Linked DNA regions of Homo sapiens: all the other regions are linked to region 1. Evidence: read pairs that join two places in POLR2A ChIA-PET (ENCODE). Cell type or tissue: PC-9. All regions are shown on one strand.

What was found. ChIA-PET counts read pairs that join two places held together with the same protein. Peaks named below come from ENCODE experiments on the same cell type or tissue, not always from the same donor. Only the 100,000 strongest peaks of a DNase experiment are listed, where the experiment ranks them.
Region 2: POLR2A ChIA-PET joins it to region 1 with 5 read pairs; 6 of 35 experiments call an interaction of 5 or more read pairs at or near these places.
Region 3: POLR2A ChIA-PET joins it to region 1 with 6 read pairs; 1 of 35 experiments calls an interaction of 5 or more read pairs at or near these places.

What each region holds. Positions count from the first base shown.
Region 1 is chr10:102,603,115-102,605,614 of GRCh38, reverse strand. All of the region lies in intron 8 of SUFU (SUFU negative regulator of hedgehog signaling), which reads right to left. Among named protein-coding and RNA genes, the nearest start is that of TRIM8-DT, 39 kb to the left of the region's middle. RefSeq lists an enhancer at 696-1,895. In PC-9, no CTCF peak of the experiment used is centred here; a DNase peak (open chromatin) is centred at 1,084; H3K27ac peaks cover 2,341 bases.
Region 2 is chr10:102,719,661-102,722,160 of GRCh38, reverse strand. All of the region lies in intron 1 of SFXN2 (sideroflexin 2), which reads right to left. Among named protein-coding and RNA genes, the nearest start is that of SFXN2, 6.3 kb to the right of the region's middle. In PC-9, no CTCF peak of the experiment used is centred here; no DNase peak of the experiment used is centred here.
Region 3 is chr10:102,377,652-102,380,151 of GRCh38, reverse strand. It overlaps GBF1 (golgi brefeldin A resistant guanine nucleotide exchange factor 1), which reads right to left. Exons shown (of 40, transcript NM_001377137.1): 34 at 718-868; 35 at 501-631; 36 at 198-299. Among named protein-coding and RNA genes, the nearest start is that of NFKB2, 17 kb to the left of the region's middle. In PC-9, no CTCF peak of the experiment used is centred here; a DNase peak (open chromatin) is centred at 1,071; H3K27ac peaks cover 344 bases.

The DNA of each region.
Region 1 (2,500 bases):
TAACCTGGTTATTCTGACAAATTTTCTTATAAGGACAATATAGGAGTAAAAGGCCACAAAAGGTGAATAGTAAACACCAATAACCAAATGACAAAATGCAGTATTTTCTTTTTTTGCTTTGAGACAGGGTCTCAGGCTGGAGTGCAGTGGTGTGATCACGGTTCACTGCAGCCTCAACCTCCCAGGCCCAGGCAATCCTCCCACCTCAGCCTCCTGAGTAGCTGGGACTACAGGCATGTGCCACCACACCTGGCTAATGTTTTGTAGAGATGGGGTTTTGCCATGTTGCCCAGGCTGGTCTCGAACTCCTGGACTCAAGAGCTCTTTCTGCCTCAGCCTCCCAGAGTGCTGGGATTACAGGTATGAGCCACCACACCCAGTTTAAAAATGCAATATTTGGCAGGGCACAGTGGCTCATGCCTGTAATCCCAGCACTTTGGGAGGCTGAGGCGGGCAGATCATAAGGTCAGGAGTTCGAGACCAGCCTGACCAACATGGTGAAAACCCATCTGTACTAAAAATACAAAAATTAGCTGGACGTGGTGGTGTGTGCTTATAATCCCAGCTACTCAGGAGAATCGCTTGAACACAGGAGGCAGGGGTTGCAGTAAGCCGAGATTGTGCCACTGCACTCCAGTCTAGGTGACAGAGTGAGACTTCACCTCGTGTTAAAAAAAAAAAAAAAAAAAAAAAAGGCAATATTTTCATCGGGAATATCCCAAAGGTAAAATGTGATCATGAAATCATGAAATGGTGGGACAGAGTATGGCTAAAGAAGTCAGGGTGAGTAAAATCTGCATCAAGGTTAGGGGATTTCCTAGTCAACTATTAACTCCTCTGGGCACCAGGGGCCGCCATCCCCAGCCCTACCCTCTGACTTGGGTGGGAGATTAGGACCCCTACTCTCCTGAATGAGCTTACTCTAGCCAGAACCCCAGCTTTCCTTTTTCTGAGACACTGAGTCATTTCCTTTCTCTAGCTCTTACCTTTGAGCCTTCCTTTTCCCTTCCCTGGAGAAGTGACTCACTGCTGAAGTGTTGGGTGACACCGAGGATCAAGGATGGGCGATAAAAATACCCCTGATTGTGCAACTCGAGGGAGGGGGATGCAGCGTTTGGACTGAGAATTCAAGCACCAGCAAGGAATTCTGAAGTTGAGGTGTTAACAATGGCCGTGACTTCATCTCTTTGGGGAAGCGGAGCAAAGAACGGAGTTAAAACAGAAATTTACCCATGCCAGACTTGCTGTGGAGCCCCTTGCTCTGCCCTTTCAAATATGTATTTCTGAGAAAGGCCTGTAAAGGCACTTGGCATGACAACATGGATCACAGTGAGGGAGGCAAAAAGGAGCCTGCTGTCCAGGACGCAGGGAGCAGAGAGGCCTGGGCTGTTCCTCTCATCAGCCCTGCAGAGTCTGGCTGGGGCCCTAAGAGAAGGGCTGTTTCTTTCTGGGCTTTCTTTCCAGTGCAAGCAACTGTACTTCCCCAGCGTGGGAGTGTGAGGGAAGCCAACGTGACAGAGAGGGCTCCAGGCTGGCCACTGCGCTGACAGGAGAGACCCCTTGAAGCAGGGTTACCCAACACTGCCCTTCGTGCGAGCGGCACCAGCCACAGCCCAGCTGTTTCCCCAGATGGAAACTCACCTTCCTTCACCCCAATTCACTGGTAAGTTGGATGCAAACAAGATATTTTCTTCCTCTAATTAATCTTCATGGACCTCACAAGCTGAGCAAAACAAAACACAATTTTCTCTAAAGGATGACTCCCTGGCCAGGTTACAAGGTATTCAAGATGGGAATTAGAGGGAGCAAAGTCACCCCAATCAAAGGCCAAACAGACAAGTGCAGAGACACTCCTAAGAGTAGAGAGAAATCTATGTATATGTGTGTGTGTGTATGTTGGGGAGGTGTTGCAAATGTGAATGTTACAGCAGAGGAATTCATGGTACAGAATCTTAATTCTCCATGAAATTAAGGCAAAAAAAATTTTTTAAAGGTCTTAAAAGCTGCTGGTGTGATTCTAGAAGACTGAGAAACTCAGCAGTGATGGTGAGTTCGCTTTTTAGAGGTGCCTCAACTACAAAGTGCTTCTCCCATAGTCAGGAACTTTTCCCCTCTAACATAAGTGTGCACACCTGCATGTGCCCTGTCCCTCTCTGGGAGGGCACACAACTCAGAGAGCTTCCTAAGAGTTCCCAGCCTCAGGTGGTAAGTCACTGGCTGAGGGAGGAGGTGGCCCTAGAATACTGGTGCAGGTTCCCAGCATCTGAGCAACAGTTTAGAGAAATACAGGCCAGGTGTGGTGGCTCATGCCTGTAGTCCCAGCATTTTGGGAGGCCAAGGTAGGAGGATCACTTGAGGCCAGGAGCTCGAGGCTGCAGTGAGCTATGATCTTGCCACCACATTCCAGCCTGGGTGACAGAAGGAGACCCTGTGTCTAAAAAAAAGAAATAAATAAAAGAAAACCTCTACACACAATTCACCTGACCACACGTATCTTCTG
Region 2 (2,500 bases), 120 kb before region 1:
TCAGGGAGTCATTGAAAGACTTTAAGAAGAAGAGTGACAAGATCAGATATGTAGTTTACTAAGAACAAACTGGGTAGTCATGAGAATAAACAGGATGTGGATGGACCTCACGGGATGCAGGGAGACCAGCTGGACGAGAACCCCAGTAATCCAGGCAAGAAGAGGTAGGGCTCAAATGAACCCACGTGCACTCAGAGGAGAGACCAACAGGAGAGAATCTTTCAAAGAAGCGGAATGTTAAGGTCTGCTAAGCAATAGGTATAAGAGGAACATTTTATCAGTCAAGGTTCAACCAGAGAAGCAGAATCAGTAGATTACAGACAGACAGACAGGTAGATACCAAAACATAACATGGGGCAACATGGAGTTCCTCTAACTCCTGAGCTCAAGCAATCTGCCTGCCTTGGCCTCCCAAAGTGCCAGGATTACAGGTGTGTGCCACTGCACCTGGCTATGACACACACATATACATATTTTATATATTTCTAAAATATATTTGTATACTATAATATATATTTTCTAAATATATAAATTATATAACTATATAAATATATAATTTTTTAAATTTATAGATATAGCAACATATATTTATAATATATAAATTTATATATACATTTATTTATATAGACATGAATTACGTTTAAATATAACATATAAAAATAATATATAAACATAAATAATTCATATAGCTATATAAAATCATATATAAATATATAACTTTATATGTTATAAATATATGTTGATCTATCTATATAGATTTTATAATTTTTTCTTCTTTTTTTAGGCAGGGTCTCAGCTGGTTGCCCAGGGTAGAGTGGAGTGGTGCAATCATAGCTCACTGTAATCTCAAACTCCTGGGCTCAAGGAATCCTCCCATCTCATCCTCCCTAAGTGCTGGGATTACAGGCATGCACCACTCCTGGCCTAAATATATATAATGCTGACGTAATATAATATTGATAAAATATAGAAATTGATTTATCACAAGGAATTAGCGAATTGGCTCACATAACTGTGGCTGTTGGCTAGGCAATCCTGAAGTCAGCAGGGCAGGCGGCCAGCAACAGACCATCCCAGGGGAGAGGGAGCAACGCGGGTAATGGCTCAGAGTCCAGAACCTCAGAGGGGGTTCAGGGGTGTTCTAGCCCTCCTTTAAAGGGCTTCCACCTGATTAGGTCAGGCCACCCAGGATAATCTCCCTTTTGATTAACTTAAAGCCAAACAATTGAGGAATTTAATTAGGTCTGCAAAATCCCCTCACAGCAGCACCTAGATTACTGTTTGTCTGAAGAGCTGGAAGATGGTGTGTGTGTGCTCCTGGGTAGCCACTATAACTGGAATATACCAGAGAGGGAATCCCGGGAGTCTTGCTTAGCTTAGCCAAGTTGACACATGACAAATATCCAGAGTGATACCTAGGGTTTCTGACTTGGGCGATAGGTGCTAACAGGGAGAGCACAGAAAAATTGGCTTTGAGGGAGAAAATATTAATAGTAAGCTTGATTTCTGCATGTTAAGTTTCAAATACCATGGGATTTTTTTTTTTTTTTGAGACAGGGTCTTGCTCTGTTGCCCAGGTGGGAGTACAGTGGTATGATCATGGCTCACTACTCCAGCCTCCACCTCCCAGGCTCAAACGATCCTCTGACCTTAGCCTCTCAAGTAGCTGGGACCACAGGCATGTGCCAACATGCCCGGCTAGTTTTTGTATTTTTTGTAGAGACAGGGTCTCCCTATGTTGCTAGGCTGGTCTCAACTCCTGAGCTCAAGGGATCTACCTGCCTCAGCCTCCCAAAGTGCTGGGATTACAGGAGTGAGCTACCAGCCCCGGTCCTGCCATGGGTTTTTTTTTTTTTTTTTTTTTTTTTTGAGAGGGAGTCTTGCTCTGTCACCCAGACTGGAGTGCAGTGGTGCGATCTCGGCTCACTGCAACGTCCACCTCCTGGGTTCAAGCAATTCTCCTGCCTCAGCCTCCTGAGTAGCTGGGATTACAGGTGCGTGCCACCACACCCAGCTAATTGTTTGTATTTTTAGTAGAGACGCGGTTTCACCGTGTTAGCCAGGATGGTCTCGATCTCCTGACCTCGTGACCCATTACCCGCGTCGGCCTCCCCAAGTGTTGGGATTACAGGCGTGAGCCACCAAGCCCGGCCGGGATTTTCTTAAATGCAATAGGCCTCTTCCTGTCTCAGGTCCTTTCCAAACACAATACTCAAAAGCTAGTCTTTCCTCTCTTCACTAAATAGTACCTATTTGTCCTTTTATTTTTTTGTACAAATAATTTTCAGATTTACTTCTATAGCTTCTACTACTAGGTCATTTTGTTTTTTTCTTGGAAATAGCACCTTAGCTAAGTTAAATAATTCACCTGTGAAGTGAGGTGGTATGTTCATTTTGCTCACGACTGTCACCCCAGTGCCTAGCACAATATTCAAGTATTTGCTGAATAAGAAGTTCATCAGCCTGTGGGTATTCAGGCTTGAAAGGAAACAGAGGTCAG
Region 3 (2,500 bases), 230 kb after region 1:
ATCTTAGATCAGAGATGGAGGAATCTCTGATTTAAGATTCAGAATCCTCTCAGGTCCCTAGGTCCTGCTTAGTGTCCATAGCTGGGGGGTTGTGAGCACCTACAGTGCATCTCTAGGTCCTGCCAGAAGCCCTGGCTTCCCTCCTCGGGAAAAGGCAGGTATGGGAGAGAGGGTGGGTATAGGGTGGTGAGCAGTACCTTAGAGAGCAATGTGGAAGCCCTCATCCGGGTCTCCTCCATCCCACCCACATCTGCAGGGCTGATGTTCTCCAAGAGCTTGGTAAGTAGAGGAAACAGCACCTGGTGGGGGTAAATGTGCAATGTCTCCCTATGAGGTTCAGCTAGGCAGCCTTGCCCCAAGGAAGCCAGGAACTGGATGGGCATAGAGCTGAAGGGAAGGTATGATGCAGGCTGAAGACTCACATTAGGGGCTCTTCAGGCTGCCTGGCTTTCCTTTTCTTAGGATTTGAACTTTATCTTAAGACCAGTAGGAAGTCCCACCTTGTTAAAACAGGACTCCCATTCCAGGGCATCTAGCTTTTGCAGATCATGTACAAGTAGTGCTCGCTGCAGATAGGTCAGTGCCTGCATCCGTACCTGGCGCCGGGCATCGCAGCACAGGCAGGCAATACCTGAGAGCAAGAGCAGGGTCAGGATCCTTCAGGCATCTTGATCCTGATGCTCCCCAAACTCCCTACCTCTGCCCCTCCTGGTTTACCCTGCAGTAAAGGGCACCAGCAGTGGGCCCAGAGGGTGCGAGAATCAGCTTCAATCTTCTGGCCACCTGTCTCCAGGTGGCGTTGCTCCTCCGCCCATGAGCTGTAGATAGAGGCTGCCCGCGTGTGCAGGGTGTGCATCAGGTCTAGCAACTAGGATCACAGGAGGGGGCAGGATGTGAGTGGGGTTAGGTCTCGTGGATCCCTTTCCCCCTCCCCACTCACTGTCCCTAACTAAGTCCTCAAGGTGTCCCTAGCACCAATCATGCCATACCTCACCCCCTCGCTACTCTTTCCCTTGACTTGACTTCCTGGTTGTTCCAGTCCTTGTAAAGGACTCTCCAAGTCAGAGATTACTCATGAGAGAGAGAGCCTTAGGAGGTGTGTGGACTGAGTATTTCACAATCCTTACTCACAGTGAGAAAGATACTTTCTTTTCAATTCTATTTCACACCTGCTGATGACAGAGAAAGCCTCATGTTGTTAATTTAATTTTATTTTTTGAGGCAGGGTCTCACTCTGTCACCCAGGCTGGAGTGCAGTGGCACAATCACGGCTCGCTGCAGCCTCGAACTCCTGGGCTCAGGTGATCCTCCCACCTCAGCCTTATGAGTAGATGGAACTACAGCTGTGCGCTGCCACAGCCAGCTAATTTTTTGTATTTTTGTAGAGATGGGGTTTTGCCATGTTGCCCAGGCTGATCTTGAGCTCCTGGGCCCAAGCAATAGTCCTCCCAAAGTTTTAGGATTACAGGTGTGATTATACCATGCCCGGCCTAATTTTATTTCTTATTTTATTTTTTGAGACAGGGTCTTGCTCTGTGCAAAACTGGAGTGCATGGCACCATCATGGCTCACTGCCTCCTGGATCTCCTAGGCTCAAGAAATCCTCCCACCTACTCAGCTACTCAGCCTCCCCAGTAGCTGGGACTACAATGTGTGCCACCATGCCCAGATAATTTTTGCATTTTTATTTTTGTAGAGGCAGGGTCTCGCTATTTTTCCCAGGCTGGTCTCGAACTCCTGGCCTCAAGTGATCCTCCCGCCTCAGCCTCCCAAAGTGCTGGAATTACAGGTGTGAGCCACTGTACCTGGCTGTTAATCTCATTTTTAAAACAGAAAACCTCAGGCTCAGAGGCTTTGATTGGGCAATAGTGTCTGGCCAGATTTAATACATTTTTACTTTCGTTATTTTTCTTTTCTTTCTTTTTTTTTTTTTTGAGATGGAGTCTTGCTCTGTCGCCCAGGCTGGAGTGCAGTGGCATAATCTCGGCTCACTGCAAGCTCTGCCTCCCGGGTTCACGCCATTCTCCTGTCTCAGCCTCCCGAGTAGCTGGGACTACAGGCGCCTGCCACCATGCACAGCTATTTTTTCTATTTTTAGTAGAGACGGGGTTTCACCGTGTTAGCCAGGGTGGTCTCCATCTCCTGACCTCATGATCCACCCGCCTCGGCCTCCCAAAGTGCTGGGATTACAGGCAGGAGCCACCAAGCCCAGCCACTTTTGTCATTTTTGTATGGTTATTCTATTTAAGGCAATTGGTTCTCCATCAATTTAGTGATATAAACTCTGCTCACATAATTAATTTTATATGCCTTTGAATAGACACAGGGTAACTCTGGAAGGATAGACAAGAAACTGGTGACAGTGGCTGCCTCTAGTGAGGGGAACTCAGAAGCTGGGGACAGGAATGGATTGGAAACTTAGTTTTATCAGTTTACCCTTTTGTATATTTTGAACCTACTCAAAAAATAAGTAAATCTTAGTTTAAAAATAAATTTAAAG